Regions from separate parts of the Homo sapiens genome. Here region 1 is linked to region 2. The links are chromatin loops, found by intact Hi-C in ENCODE. Cell type or tissue: heart left ventricle. All regions are shown on one strand.

Region 1 (8,000 bases), 140 kb before region 2:
GAATCATGAAAAGGGAATTTCTTGGTGTCAGCTTATAATACAAAGTTCTGAAGTCAATCAGAACTCAAAAATACAAAGCATTCATTGAATGAAGTTCTTCTCCTTTTTTTGAAACGTATACCTGCGTTTGGTGTTGTTGCTGTCTCTGTCTGTTTAGTAATGTGAGAAAACTAAGATGAAATAATTGCTTAAAAAATGCTGTCCATGTACAGGATCTAGAACTTCGAGGGGCAGGATTCTTGTTTCTTTGGTCCAAGTGCAAACTTCACAGGGAAGCAGACAAAACATTGAAGCAGGTGGAAGGTTAGGAAAGCACAGTAACTTCTTTTTATAAAGTAATTCAAAGGCACTTTCAAACTGAGCATCATTTAGGTGTCAAAAGCTGCCAAAATGTAACACACATTGCAATTTTCAAAGATGACTAATCTCAGGAAAAATGTGTTGGGGCACATTCTTGCATAATAACTTGGATAAAGAAGAAGTCAAAAGACAGTAACAAGGCATTTTCAAAGGCAATGCACCTTGCCTCTTCTTAAGGGAATGCACAAAAACAACATAAATGGATTGCTTTATTTGTTTGCGGCTGGCTTGGCTGATATCGGTTCTATTAACTGTTTAATCTTAATGGATTTAGAGGAGAAGGAAAAAGTGGAGTCTTCATTATCAGGCATCAACAAATTTCTGACTCTTTTCATGAGTTATTCATTGCCCCCCTTTAATATAGCAGAAGGATTTGGTTGTATGAAAAGTTGAAGATGGGCTTTATTTTTCAGTTCTAACTCTTATTAGTTTTGTTATTACACATTTGGTAAAGAAAACACCTTAGACTTTCTCTTAGCTTTTTGTTAGTTAGTCAAGGGAAATAGTTTCTTAGGAGTGAAGATGGAAAGTTGAAGTACATAGATAGTTCTTAGCTAGGGAAGACTGAGGCAATAGGAGAAAACTGAGAACTACTATTTGCACATATTAAGTAAAGGTGAGTGCCTTCTCCATAGGAACCTATACCAAATAACAGCGCTGGAAGTGAAAGTAAGCGGACTGGCATTTATGATCTGTCCTTACACAGTTGTCTCTGTCTGAGAGAACACAGCACTGGACTCACATGAAATGAGTTCCTGCCTTATCTCAATCCGCTAAAGACCTGGTCCTTTGGCACAACGGTGCTTACTTCCTAGCCTGTCATTACACATGACAGCCCCATCTCAGGAGAATTTCAGGGCTCTTATTGCTAGGCAACAGAATTGCTCTCTATCCCCCAGAGCAAACCTGCATCTTCAGAGTCTTCAAGCCAGAATTACCTGTACTAATAGAGACTTAGCAGGCATTTCTGCATAGTGGTTGCTTAAAGTGTGAGAAGTGATGAAGCAAGCCCAAACAGTATCCAGAAACTGGGATCCATTTCAGATTATTATAAGCAATAGGGGCAGTATTCACCATCGTAGGAGGTTTTGTCCACTAGTTCCCTCTATTTTCAGGATACACACTCAGTCAAGCCTACTCCAAAATCCACTTCACTATTCTATTTGTAGGTGGGAATCTGACTTTCTTCCTCTAGCATTTCGTCAGCCTATCCGGTCTGCTCAGTTATATCATTTAAACAAAATAGTCTGTCTTCCGATTTCAACCTTGCCATCAGGGACTCTAATATTCTCCCGTAATGCACATGCAACTCAGTGGATATCAATGCTGCGTCCACGTGAAGTTTTCTAAACATGTCCTTTTTCCAAAAATTTTACGACAAACCTTGGAATCAGACAGTCTTTCATCTGCTTAACAGGGATCCTAGCAAGTGGGGCAGGCAGAAGAAGAGAATAAGAGAAGGGAGAGGTAGACCTGAACAATAGAATATTCTAGATCCCTGGCCAAAAAGAAGGGAAAGGGGACCTGACCTGACATTTTGGTTGAACAACTGTCACAGACAACTCTTCTATGTTTAACGACTTTATGCTTTTAAATAAAAGTTTTACAAAGCATGCTTAGGATACAAAGAAATTTAAAACCTTATAATTTAATGTAAATTATACTTATCTTTACCTGATTATGTGTTTTTGTTAGGATATATTGTCTTAGACAGTAGAATTCTTTAAGAGTGGCTTATTTTGTAATGCACAGTCTCTCTTTTCTTGCAGGACATGTTCTCTGGATGTCAGCTGAGTCATTAAAGTAACTCTGCATGTCAGTAGACAGACCTTGGTAGAACCACAAGGCTCCCAGAGACACCCATCTCTCCTCATTTTTTTGGTGTGTGTGTCTTCACCGAACATTCAAAACTGTTTCTCCAAAGCGTTTTGCAAAAACTCAGACTGTTTTCCAAAGCAGAAGCACTGGAGTCCCCAGCAGAAGCGATGGGCAGTGTGCGAACCAACCGCTACAGCATCGTCTCTTCAGAAGAAGACGGTATGAAGTTGGCCACCATGGCAGTTGCAAATGGCTTTGGGAACGGGAAGAGTAAAGTCCACACCCGACAACAGTGCAGGAGCCGCTTTGTGAAGAAAGATGGCCACTGTAATGTTCAGTTCATCAATGTGGGTGAGAAGGGGCAACGGTACCTCGCAGACATCTTCACCACGTGTGTGGACATTCGCTGGCGGTGGATGCTGGTTATCTTCTGCCTGGCTTTCGTCCTGTCATGGCTGTTTTTTGGCTGTGTGTTTTGGTTGATAGCTCTGCTCCATGGGGACCTGGATGCATCCAAAGAGGGCAAAGCTTGTGTGTCCGAGGTCAACAGCTTCACGGCTGCCTTCCTCTTCTCCATTGAGACCCAGACAACCATAGGCTATGGTTTCAGATGTGTCACGGATGAATGCCCAATTGCTGTTTTCATGGTGGTGTTCCAGTCAATCGTGGGCTGCATCATCGATGCTTTCATCATTGGCGCAGTCATGGCCAAGATGGCAAAGCCAAAGAAGAGAAACGAGACTCTTGTCTTCAGTCACAATGCCGTGATTGCCATGAGAGACGGCAAGCTGTGTTTGATGTGGCGAGTGGGCAATCTTCGGAAAAGCCACTTGGTGGAAGCTCATGTTCGAGCACAGCTCCTCAAATCCAGAATTACTTCTGAAGGGGAGTATATCCCTCTGGATCAAATAGACATCAATGTTGGGTTTGACAGTGGAATCGATCGTATATTTCTGGTGTCCCCAATCACTATAGTCCATGAAATAGATGAAGACAGTCCTTTATATGATTTGAGTAAACAGGACATTGACAACGCAGACTTTGAAATCGTGGTCATACTGGAAGGCATGGTGGAAGCCACTGCCATGACGACACAGTGCCGTAGCTCTTATCTAGCAAATGAAATCCTGTGGGGCCACCGCTATGAGCCTGTGCTCTTTGAAGAGAAGCACTACTACAAAGTGGACTATTCCAGGTTCCACAAAACTTACGAAGTCCCCAACACTCCCCTTTGTAGTGCCAGAGACTTAGCAGAAAAGAAATATATCCTCTCAAATGCAAATTCATTTTGCTATGAAAATGAAGTTGCCCTCACAAGCAAAGAGGAAGACGACAGTGAAAATGGAGTTCCAGAAAGCACTAGTACGGACACGCCCCCTGACATAGACCTTCACAACCAGGCAAGTGTACCTCTAGAGCCCAGGCCCTTACGGCGAGAGTCGGAGATATGACTGACTGATTCCTTCTCTGGAATAGTTACTTTACAACACGGTCTGTTGGTCAGAGGCCCAAAACAGTTATACAGATGACGGTACTGGTCAAGATGGGTCAAGCAAGCGGCCACAAGGGACTGAGGCAAGCACAATGGTTTCAAAGAAAGACTGTAAGCTCCATGATTAGCATAAAGCACTAACCATGTCTCCATGTGACCCGATGGCACATAGATGTTGTAGAATAAGTTATGGGTTTTTATGTTTTGTTTTGTGTTTTTCCAAAACTTGAACTTGCAGGCAAGCCTTGGTTGGGTATTTGATTTATCCAGAATGCTTCTCTTTAGGGAACAAGGATGTTTTTAATGGCATAACAAAGGCAAGACTCTGCCTTAATTTTTGAAAAGCTGCTAACTACATGAACACAAATGTGTATTTTTGTTGCAGTGTAGTTTTCCTTTTGTGTAATTTTAAAGTCAGTGTTGAATTTTATTGAAAGCTCATGATGCGCTTCAAAGTGGCAAGTATTTGGCTATTAACTGCCAAAACAAGAGCCTGATTTTTTGAGGCCAGTAATTCGTTTGCTAGAATTGATTTTTTTTCTCTCTCTCTTTGTTACATAAGGGCATTATGTAACACTAGCCGAATGGTAGCCTCTGGGTTGTTGTTTTTTTCTTTTCCTCCATGATGTTAATGGGTTATCTCAAATTTTAAGTTAAACTACCTAAAATAAATACCAAAGATAATGCATATTTTTGCACAGTGGAGCTTACACTTAAAAGAAAACAAAGCCCCATGGGCTGCCTTGAAATCAAGAGACAATAACTTTGAACCTCAGCAAGACCTTGAACCGCCGGTTCATTTTGCACCTTATTCAGAAAATAGAGCATCATACTCACCGAGTCTAGTCAGTGTAGTGCTTTTAAAAATTTTGTCCTTTCATGTAACTTTTTTATTTTAAGAGGAAGAAGAAGAAAGGGGCACACACACACAATACCGACGTCTATCCTTTCCTGCTAGGCAGTGCTGGCCAGGCTCATGTGTAGTGTGCGAGATGGTGATGTACTCTTATATTTTTCTGGGCTTTTCCTTTTGCACATTCCAAAATTCATTTCATAAGACAAGATCTTCATAGGACCTCCTTGGCATCCTGGCATTCTCAAAACTGAGCCATCCAGCATGAAAGATAAATGGGTTTAAACCCTTGCTGCTGAATTTATTGCCTGGACTGTCAGGACATCACCAGCCCACCTTCACCTTAGGGAAGATGCCACACCTGGCCTCCACACTTGCTCTTCTGATCAGTCTGTCTGGATTGAGTCCTACAGTGTCAGATAGGGCGGCAAATGCCAAAGCAGGGAAACAGGGAGGTGTGGACAAGCCAGTTTGATGCAGCACTTCAGATCAAGTGCTTAGGAAGGAGAGGAAACTTGCCTTTTTTATGGCAGAGGATAGTAATGAAAATGTCTCAGTATTTTAGGGTCAATGAGAGCCATAAAAATATAACATAATCACAAGTAAAGGAGATAATGGTCTAAAACAGCTATTTCCCTTTTCTGTGTGCATACTTATGACTGAATGTGAGCTAAGCATTTTCTCCTGTGGAGCCCTAGAGCAGGTTACTAAGGAAGGACACATTGTTTTCCAGAAGCCTCCCCTGCCTGGCTGACTGCCTTGCTAGAAACATAATTTTTTTTTTCTCACTGAAGCTCAATAATGGAACTCTTTTTTTTTTTTTTTTTAATTTAAAGTTCCCTATTTGTGAATTCTGGGATTACTGACTTTTCTTTTTAATTGGAGTCTCAAAATCAACTCTCTTATGGTATTATATCTCTGTATGCCATTAAAAAACAGCTTGTTCTAGAATCATGTATTTTGTAAACTGATGTTTGTGATGGTCTCTGGTTCTTGAACAGCCATATCTGAATGCCGTGCCTGCAAAACTATGACAATTTTTGCTGTTTTCAGCCTTCAGATTTGATGGCTTGGGAAACTGAGGTGTTATTTTCAATGAAACAAAGAAAGAGATGTTAAGCAAGTGGTTGTTTTAGATCCAAATGTAAAGGCAGGTTTGGGAAGGTGTTTAAAGAGTTGGAGGAATTGGGGATTGAGTTGTAAAGAAAACTTACAGAAGAGGCAACAATTTGGTTCTTGACAGTGAGAGGATATTGAGGGCTTCAGCTGCTGCTATTATGATGTTTTGCAAAGGAAAATAATCAAACCAAAGAGTATTCAGTGATATGTAAATTAAATGAAGATACAGTGGAGAATGGGGGTGACCACAAAAGAGGCTCCCCCTAAACACACAGTGCTGCCACTTAAAAAGACTTGAGAAATTTGAAAGGGGGTGGGTATGGGGGGGGCAAGAAAGAGGGAGGGAAATCTTTCAACTTATTTCTGAAAAAGAGAAAAAAATATAAAATTTCTGGTGCACAGGTTTGTTTTTTCAAGAAAATTTTGCAGAAGCTATGTTTTTAAAGTGTACATTTTATAAAGTTTATCAGATATTTTCATATTTAAAGCCAAATGTAAATAGAGGTCTGTAAAGAAAAATAATTGCCATAGAAAGTATAATTTCAGTGCAGTAATTTCTGAGAGCTAGTACCTATATGCTACCGGTTAGCATGGTTTTAGCAAATATATACCAGCCTTATAAGGTTCGTATTGCTATGTTCTTCTGTTATTTATTTCAGCATGGACTGTTCATTTGAAACCTTTTTCTAGTTATTAGCGTTTTAACAGTTACAAGCTTTAAATGGCAATTTTTTTTTTTTTTTTTTTTTTTTTTTTTTTTTTGTCAAGAGCCAAGACACAGGTAATGCACGACATTGATTGCTGCATTTTACCTTCAAAATATTTGTCCTTATTGACTGGGTCTCCTTAATTAATGTACACATGTCATTAGAATGCAGACGGAGGGGACTCACCATGAATATCTGGGGTTGATTCCCAGATGTGTGTTGCTTCTCTATTGCAAGCAGATTCCCTGTTGGATTTACTTCGGATTTATTCCCTTTTAAAGAATTTTTGCCCATATCTGGAAGGGCACTATATTTTTGGGAGGAGCCATAGATTCCTGGTTATCCTATTTTTAAACAAAATGTAGACAAAGTGAACTCTATTTTGATTATTGAGAAAGGAGTAGTTTTCTATCCCTCTAAGAGTATACTTGAATCAGACATTTTAAGGATGTCACTATGGCACTGTTGTCATTTCCAAATTCCTAGAAAAGTTTGTTTTACTTTGTTTTTATTCTGTTAATGCATTCTTTCTTCTCTTTACTTCCTTTCTTACCAGTACACTCCTATCTCAACTCTGTTTATTTGATGAGTTCTGTCCCGTAAATCATATTTCCCTTACAATTAATAAATGTCACTTCATATTTTATAATAAACCACTCAGTAAAAGCAAAAGCTTGTCCTGAGAAGTAGAGTGAGTTCTTTTTCACTCTGTGTCTAATAATGTTAAGGTGGGAAAAAAAAAAGTGTGGCATAGCTACCTGCCCATCCCCAACCCTCAGCAAAGTAGAATCTCTTTTCTGGTAATTTTGGGTTTCCGCTCTGGGCTCTGGCAAGTTGAACAATCCTAGCCATTGACAATCGTGATAGTTATTATTTTCCCATTTGCTGTCTTTTTGTATCTAAAGTCTTCCTATTGTACTGCACAAACCATGGATTGTACATATTTTTATATATTATGTCTTATTTTATTATTTCTAAATAAAAAAATTAAAAATTGAAAACAAATTCTTGGAAGAATCTTTGGGCTTCCCGTATGATTACTCTAGAAACACCATAAAGCAAATGTTCCCAAACAATGGAACATAAACCCTGATAGGTTAGATGCATAGAGCCATAGAAATGGCCTCAACAGACAGGTGCAGTGGGGTGACAGATTAGTTTAATTCAAGTTAGAGGAAGTCAAGCTCATATTTTGTTTTTGGATAGAATAGGCTAGGTAGAAAGGGAATACAAAAGACCAATAAACAAGCCAAAAAAAAAAAAAAACTAAGAAAAATATTATCAAGTTTAGATTTTGCTTCTCTCTTTAATGGGTGATAAGGTGTAGTTGCTCTTTATCGAGCCTCAACTATGTGTAGAGTTCTTGCATTACATATTATTTTTATCTCATTCCCACAGAAACCAAATCAGGATATTATTATTTTGTATTATAGACTAAGACTTGGCAAATAAGTTCTGTAAAGGGCCAGGCAGTAAGTATTTTTTGGCTTTATGAACCAGAGGGTCTTTGTCTCAACTATGCAAATTCAGCCTTGTAATGTGAAAGCAGTTACAGACAATATGAAAACAAATGGTATGGCTGTGTTTCAAAACAATTTTACTAACATCTACAGCCAGTGGGCTAGATTTGGCTTATGGCCAGTAGTGTGTT
Region 2 (8,000 bases):
GAACAGAGACTTGGAATGGAAACTTTTCTACCTGGGTCTTTTTAGGATTTCAGCAAAGATATAAACATCCTCTATTTTTTTTTTTTTCTTACAGGAGAATAAAAACTCTTCAACATACATTGAGGCTTTGCAGCCTTTTCAGTTGAGGAGCATAACAAGAGATTTTCTGCTCTAGAGTCCAAATCTTTTAAACTCAGAGGCTGCCACTCTGAGGTCATTTTCTTTTCATGTTACTGGAAGCATGATGTATACTTTAAAAGTAATAAAGTTCAAATAGAGCCCACTGGGGACTGGGAAATGGGCTTTCAGAGTAGGTTGATTCATTCCATTTCAGTCATGTAAAGTTTAAAGAGAAAGCAAGACAGGGGAGTTAGATAGAAGGTGAACAGAGAAGGTATGGTTGATTTAAGAAAAATGACCTTCAAGAGTCATTCCCATTGCCTATGACTTCCTAAGAACCTATGAGGTTGGATGGAAAAAACAATGATTTTAACAGGAGTGTTTTCGACCGAGGACACAGCTATACTAAACTCTCTCAATAATCACAATTGTCACATTTTAATATTCCCTTTTTTATATGAAAGTAGGACAGCTTTGTCCAAGATTGAGGCATTTTCACCTTGTGCTTTTCTGAACAAATTATGTGAAAATTAAAAAAAAAATACAGAGCCTGGCCCTCCAGAATTCTCTAAAACAAAAGCTCAAAGCAGCCTGAGATTATAGCCTACACAATTTCAGGTTAGTTTTTCAGTCATTTTTCAGCTATGTACTATGACATTTATAAATATAACTTTTCTGGAAAGGAAAAATAATAAAATACAGCAAGAACAATTTCTTTTGTACTTAGATAGCCAAGTGCCTGGATGTGAACAGCCACAAGTCAGCTAAACCTCCACGCTCAGTGAGGAAGCTGTGGATCAGAGGGTTTTGTGTCATGCGCTAATAAGCTGCACAGCTAGGCTCACCCCCAAGGTTTCTGGCCTATGTCTATTCCCTTTACTTGACATTTTGCTATCAGAGGACACTGCAAGGAGACAGTCAGAGTATCATTTTGAGACTTTGGGTTAGTACCTAAAACAGCAAGAGAGGAGGAGGAAAAATTTGAATTAACTCTATTGGCCAAAGGAAGAGGTTATAAGCTCTTTCTGTTCTGAGCTCTATTTAACATGAATATAACCATTTTCTCAGCTTTTTTCCTTTCTGGAGAGAAAAGTACTGACATTCAGAGACATGGAGAAAACAGAATATTGAATCTTAGCAATCTCTCTGCTACACTATTGGTTCTTCTGCAGAACCTATCATCTTCTGTGAACCTACAACTTTCTCTCCTTTCCTTAGAGTTTCTCCATCCTGACAGTAATTTTACCATGCAGGATACAGAATATGTGCAATAAATATATGCTAGAAGTCTTGAGTCCTACTGACTGCTTTATTCTACATTCATATAGCATATATTTTATTATTATATATGGACTATGCAATATGTGTCTCATCTTGTGCTGTGAGCTTTGCTTTTTAGATATGATTTCCTTTAATCTTCATATGTACTCAGTGAAGCATATACTACTATTGTTGTCCCCATTTTAAACCAGATAAAAATAAGACCAACAGATAAAGGCCATCAGATTTTATTTTTTTTTTTGAGACAGAGTCTCGCTCTGTCACCCAGGCTGGAGTGCAGTGGCACGATCTCGGCTCACTGCAAGCTCTGCCTTCTGGGTTCACGCCATTCTGCTGCTTCAGCCTCCCGAGTAGCTGGGACTACAAGCGCCCGCCACCACACCCGGCTAATTTTTTGTATTTTTAGTAGAGATGGGGTTTCACCGTGTTAGCCAGAATGGTCTTGATCTCCTGACCTCGTGATCCACCCGCCTCGGCCTCCCAAAGTGCTGGGATTACAGATGTAAGCCACCATGCCTGGCCAGACCATCAGATTTTAAAGCTTAACTCTTAATTACTGTACTACACTGAGTGTAACTAATACATACATTTGGTGGAATTTGTCTTAGGTACAATACTTTTGTTTTTATTTGGTATCATCACATTATATAAAAGCAAAAGTGACCCCCAAAATAGCTTCCACTTTAGGCTCTTTTTCTCTCCACAGCAGACAATACCCCTACTAAACAGAATTTGATTGTTGCACCTATGTTAAGTCGGGGACCAGAAATTTATTTTAGAGTGTTCGAAGGGCAAAGGAAAGTACTGCTTTTTGTAGAAGGATTAACTTCGTGGCTCAAATTTGCTAGATATTTGTCTAAACTTCTCTTCAGAGAAAAGCCCGAGCTTGCTTGCTGTAGGCTCAACCAAGTTTTACATTTTGAGACCATAAGCCTGAGATCAGAAATCTTTTAATCAGCATAAATCCTTAAAAGATCCCATAACTCTGAAGTCATGTTTGCATTATAAACAGAACATGTGTTTCATGGGGTGTGAAAATGCCAGCAGAAACTGCTTGCTTAATTTTATCAACCTACTTTTTTAGAGAGTGCTGACAGCCCTACAGAAGCATGACTAGCGGCTGCTGAGGTTGGCAAGCCCACATTCTGTGGCTTTTTCTTTAAGTGGCGTATCAGGAGATTAATTCAGCCTGAATTTCACATTTGTGTTCGGTAGCAATTCCCAGAGGCCTTAGGAGCAAATGCATATTTGACACCTATTTATCTTTGTCGGGGTTGTCATGGGAGCCAAGGTGATATCAACTTTAGTGAGGTCCTTTGAGGAGAGGTTATGGGGAACTGGATATATTTGCTTGGTTCTATTTTCATATCTATCTACTGTTTGCCAAAAGGTTAAGTTTCTCCCACCTCTCTGTCAGCACTACATTTGGTAATATGAAAGAGATGGAAGCATGGCTGGTTGTAGTGATAACGACCGATATGGCAGAGACGTGCGCTTCGAGGTCCACTTGTTCCTGTTGAAAGCATTTTTTCTTGCCTTTAAAGAGATTTTCATATTGATGCGCTGTGGCTGATAATGAGAAACCTGGGTATTTAAAAAATATATATTTTTTGTCCTCTATTATTAATCATCAAATGCGAGAGAGCAGATGAAGCAAGGTTAAAGAAGTACAATGGGATTCTAAAGAAAAAGAAGTCATAATGGCCTGGAGCAGTAAATTAGTGCAAAAGCTAGAACCATAGGAAAGCAATAGTTTGTTGACCTACCACTTAGAGTCTAAGCCTTTGAGGTTTGAAAACTCTAACATGATTTCATTCATTACTTCAATACACTGCTGGAAAAAAATAAGAAATGTATTTGAATCAAGTTTTAAATCTCAAATTCCGAATTTGTTATTTCAATAGTTTGGGGGGTATAGGTGGTTGCTGGTTACCTGGATGAGTTCTCTAGTGGTGAATTCTGAGATTTTTAGTGTACTCCTTACCCAAGCAGTGTACACTGTACCCAATATGTTGTCTTTTATTCTTCACCCCGCTCCATGAGACCTTAGAGTCAGTCCATTATATCACTCTGGATGTTTTTGCATCCTCATAACTTAGCCCCCACTTATGAGTGAGAACATAATGGTATTCTGAATTATTTCACTTAGAATAATGGCCTCCAGTTGCATCTAAGTTGTGGAAAAGACACTATTTCATTCCTTTTTATGGCTGAGTAGTATTCCATGGTGTATATATACCACATTTTCTTTATCTATTCATTGGTCAATGGGCACACAGGTTGGTTCCACATCCTTGCGATTGTGACAGATTCCAAATGTGTAAATGAGCTTTCTAATTGAAAAATGAATTGAGATTGAAAAATGAATAAATAATCTCATTTTCTGAAAGCAAATGGGCAATGTAATTATAAAGATTTTTTTCAAAGCACTCTTGAGTTTAAGGACACATGCACACACCGGAACACTCACTGACCCATCTTCTGAACACTCACTGGCCCACCTTTGCTGTCTTTCTTTTCTCTTCCCTATCAATTTTTATTGACCTGTTCTAAAATTTGCTTGCCTGATTTGTCTCAGTAATCCTCTCAGGTATCACTGTTTGAATTCACATTTTACACATCAAGGCACAGAGTAGTGACACAGCTCATTGCTGGAGTCTGGTTTTTGAGCCCATGATTTTAACTACCATACAATCTATTTGCCCAGTACAGAGGCTAAATAATAGCAATAATGCATACTCCATCAGCTCCATTTATTGTCATTCATAGCCACATAAATTTTTTTTAATTATACTTTAAGTTCTATGGTACATGTGCACAACGTGAAGGTTTGTTACAAAGGTATACATGTGCCATGTTGGTTTGCTGCACTCATCAGCTCGTCATTTACATTAGGTGTTTCTCCTAATGCTATCCCTCCCCCAGCCCCCGACCCCCCAACAGGTCCTGCTGTGTGATGTTCCCCACCCTGTGTCCAAGTGTTCTCATTGTTCATTTCCCACCTATGAGTGAGAACTTGCAGTGTTTGGTTTTCTGTCCTTGTGAGTTTGCTGAGAATGTTGGTTTCCAGCTTCATCCATGTCCCTGCAAAGGACATAAACTCATCCATTTTTATGGCTGCATAGTATTCCATGGTGTATATGTGCCACATTGTCTTAATCCAGTCTATTATTGATGGACATTTGGGTTGGTTCCAAGTCTTTGCTATTGTGAACAGTGCCACAATAAGCATACGTGTGCACATGTCTTTATAGTAGCATGATTTATAATCCTTTGGGTATATACCCAGCAATGGGATTGCTGGGTCAAATGGTATTTCTAGTTAATGCTATCCTTCTAATTAGCTGTGGAAAAGTAGGTTTTATCCACCATCTCTTGCTGACTTTTATAGTAATAAATACCCTACGTGTATGGTTAGGTTTTAGATAGGTAGATTTATAGGCATAGTATAGATATACAGCTTTCTGAAAGGATACAAAAGAAACTATAATAGCCTCTAGAGGAAAAATAAAGTAGCAATGGATGAGGATGAGAGGATTAACCTTTTGACATTTCTTATACTTACTTATATTACCTAATCGAACACAATTATAAATCAAATCCAATCAAACAAAAACAACAGAAATTTATTCTCCTGGAAGAACGCTGGCTTTCAAGTGAATGAGTAATGACTTGTGATCATTTTTATGCATCATCAATAAAACATTATGAGCCGCATTCTTTCTACTTCACTCAAATTAATTTTACCATTAAAAATTAATTCAATTTCAATGATCAGTTTATTTTAATTCTCTAAAAATGTGTCATCGTTTTTTGCTTTCAAATAAACATAGATGTACTTTGTTTAGATGCACTGACATTTAGGATTCTACAAACTAATTTGTGCTTAATTACATCTCGCTCAAAAGTTCAAACTTTTAACTCATAAAGTTTAACTTTATATTCTGGATTTCAGCAAAGCACTGCCTAACACATTGCGTGCAGTAGGACAGGAAGTGATGACTGTTTCTTTCGGAGCTTCTGCCAGTATGGAAATGCCACATCTCAGTTCTCAGCATCCGTACTCATTCATTCTTTTATTCATTTATTCATTTATTCTTTCACTTGCGCACAATGTTAATTAGGTCCTTTTCAGATGTTCAGTTTACCTCCGGTCATGACAATCTATGGAGAATGATGGGAGCAAAGAGAGATATTTCAACGGAATAAAACAAAAGCAATTCTATTAACCTATTCAACGCTGGGGTCCCAGCTGCACTTCACTACAGATAAAACTGTGGGGATAGTAGTCTCTATAGTTGCATAAACGCCAGGTGTTTTTTTAGACTCAGATGCAAATTTGCTTAGGTTTATATTTGATCCTTGAATCATTTTTGTAACCAGCTGGAGTTTTTGGCCATAACGTATTAACAATTTTTGGATGAATCATGCTGTGGTCATTATAAGCCTCTCTCTGGTCTGAATGACTGGATCTATTTTTCAGTTTCATTTTTAAAACAGTTGATTATACATATGTCAGCATGCATAATCTTTATTGTATCTAGAGATGCCTAATAAAACACACGTGAATAAAATATTCTCCAGGCAAGAAAAATGAAATGCAAATCTGATGTTCATAGATGGCCTTGCATAAAACAGCTGGGACTCTGGGCTCTAGATTTGAACACTGGATTTGTCCCTGGTAGTTCTGTGTCCTAATGTGAGTTAACTGAATCTCTCTAAGCCTCAATGAATTCATTTAAAAACAGGATTTGAGGATTTAGTATATAACATGAATACAGTTCCTAGTATAGTGCATAGTATTCAGTCATCACTCAATAAATGTGAATTCTTTTTGTTGGTTGTTGTCCTTGATGTTGCTGAAGAGGCGTGTGAGAAGGCAGCAAGATGCAATGATGTCAGTGCATGTTAGGCAGCAAGCAGATAAACTCATATAGCTTCTCTATAGGGGTGAGCTGAAATAAGAATTTCCTCCGATAGCTCAAATTTCTCATGTTGTAGGCAAAGCCCTCCAGAACACATTTCTAATCCAGAGTTCATTCCAACTCCTTCCCCACACAAGCCTTCTGCTTTAGTCAGAGGCCTCTCCTCAGATTCTTCTCTGTGAACTTTGCTTGGAAGGAATGACTATTTCCTCCTAAACCCTGTTCATATTCCGGAGTCCTTCAAAGCTAGTTCAAATTTCACTTCAGTAGAACTCTTTCCTAAAAATTGTATCCTTCCCATCCCTTTCTTAAATGTCAATAGAATAATTATTTTTGCCACACATTTTGGTGGTATATTAGGATTCTAGGCAGTCATAACAAATTACCAAAAACGTAGTGGCTTAAAACAACGTAAAATGTAAGACCTTGCATTTCTGTGGCTCAAGAGTCTGACACAACTTCACTCAGTTAAGACCGAGGAGTTACAGGGCTGGTTTCCTTTCTATAGGCGATAGGGGTGGAGCCTCTTTCTTCCTCATTCAGATGTTGGCAGAATTCATTTTTATGCAGTTATAGGACTGAAGGCCCCATTTCCTTACCAGCTGTTGGCTTGAGGCCAATCTTTTCTCCCAGGGGGATCTCTTGGGTCTTTGCACGTGGTCACGGCATCTCAGAACACCAAGGCCACTTCCAGTCCTTCTCATGCTGCCATCTTTAGCCTCAACCTTCTGCCTCCCTCTTCCAGTTTTTTTTTTTTTTTTTTTAACGGAATCTCACTCTGCACTCAGGCTGGAGTGTGATGGCACAATCTTGGCTCACTGCAACCTCCGCCTCCCTGGTTCAGGCGATTCTCTTGCCTCAGCCTCTGGAGTAGCTGGGACTACAGATACGTGCCACTACACCCGGCTAACTTTTTGTATTTTTAGTAAAGACGGGGTTTCACCACGTTGGCCAGGATGGTCTCGATTTCCTGACCTCATGATCTGCCCACCTCGGCCTCCCAAAGTGCTGGGATTACAGGTGTGAGCCACTGCACCCGGGCCCTCTTCCAGTTTTAAGAACTCATTTGACTAGATTGGGCTCACCAGAGTAATCCAGAATAATCTCCCCATCTTGAGGAGGACAATGAAGCCGTCTCTTTTTGCCCTATTAAGGTTTGAGCATTTTGGATGAGTCATTATTCTGCTGATTCAGGTAGTTTTATGAAGTCCTTTTAGAATTTTAGCTACACATGGTCCTGCCTGAATTACATATGTTTTTCAGTGTGCAGTGGTGGCTCTCTGTCAACATTCTGGATGGTAGGGAAGGACAAGGGGGTTTGTCATAGGTCTTCTGTAGCCCTAACCTGACCTACCCCAGAGCTCTGAGAGCAAAATGTTTGAGGAGGCACGCGGGCAGAATCCTGAATCAGTGGTTCAAGAGATTCTTCAGGTTTAAAATTTTACATCTTAAACAGTCAGATCTACGAAGGATTTATTTTATATTGGAGGACTAATCTATGAGATTCCTTCAGATACAGGCTGTTCCTCAGGCAAATGCCATGAACTTAACTATGCTTGGACTGATTTAAGTAACAGGTGTCATGATCTTGAAGCTCAACTTCAAGGTTAAGTTGATTGGCTGAGAAGTAATATTTACCCTAACAGCTTTTATTAAAATCTTGGAGATAAAGTG

What was found. A loop is a pair of places that touch in the nucleus more often than their neighbours do. Peaks named below come from ENCODE experiments on the same cell type or tissue, not always from the same donor. Only the 100,000 strongest peaks of a DNase experiment are listed, where the experiment ranks them.
Region 1: it touches region 2 in a loop (4-fold over the local background); 18 of 110 quality-filtered maps call a loop at or near these places.

Annotation. Positions count from the first base shown.
Region 1 is chr17:70,172,695-70,180,694 of GRCh38, forward strand. It overlaps KCNJ2 (potassium inwardly rectifying channel subfamily J member 2), which reads left to right. Exons shown (of 2, transcript NM_000891.3): 2 at 2,130-7,350. The coding sequence starts at 2,346. The coding sequence ends at 3,629. Among named protein-coding and RNA genes, the nearest start is that of KCNJ2, 7.2 kb to the left of the region's middle. In heart left ventricle, no CTCF peak of the experiment used is centred here; no DNase peak of the experiment used is centred here; H3K4me3 peaks cover 4,451 bases; H3K27ac peaks cover 2,487 bases.
Region 2 is chr17:70,307,824-70,315,823 of GRCh38, forward strand. No RefSeq gene overlaps it. Among named protein-coding and RNA genes, the nearest start is that of KCNJ2, 140 kb to the left of the region's middle. In heart left ventricle, no CTCF peak of the experiment used is centred here; no DNase peak of the experiment used is centred here; H3K27ac peaks cover 886 bases.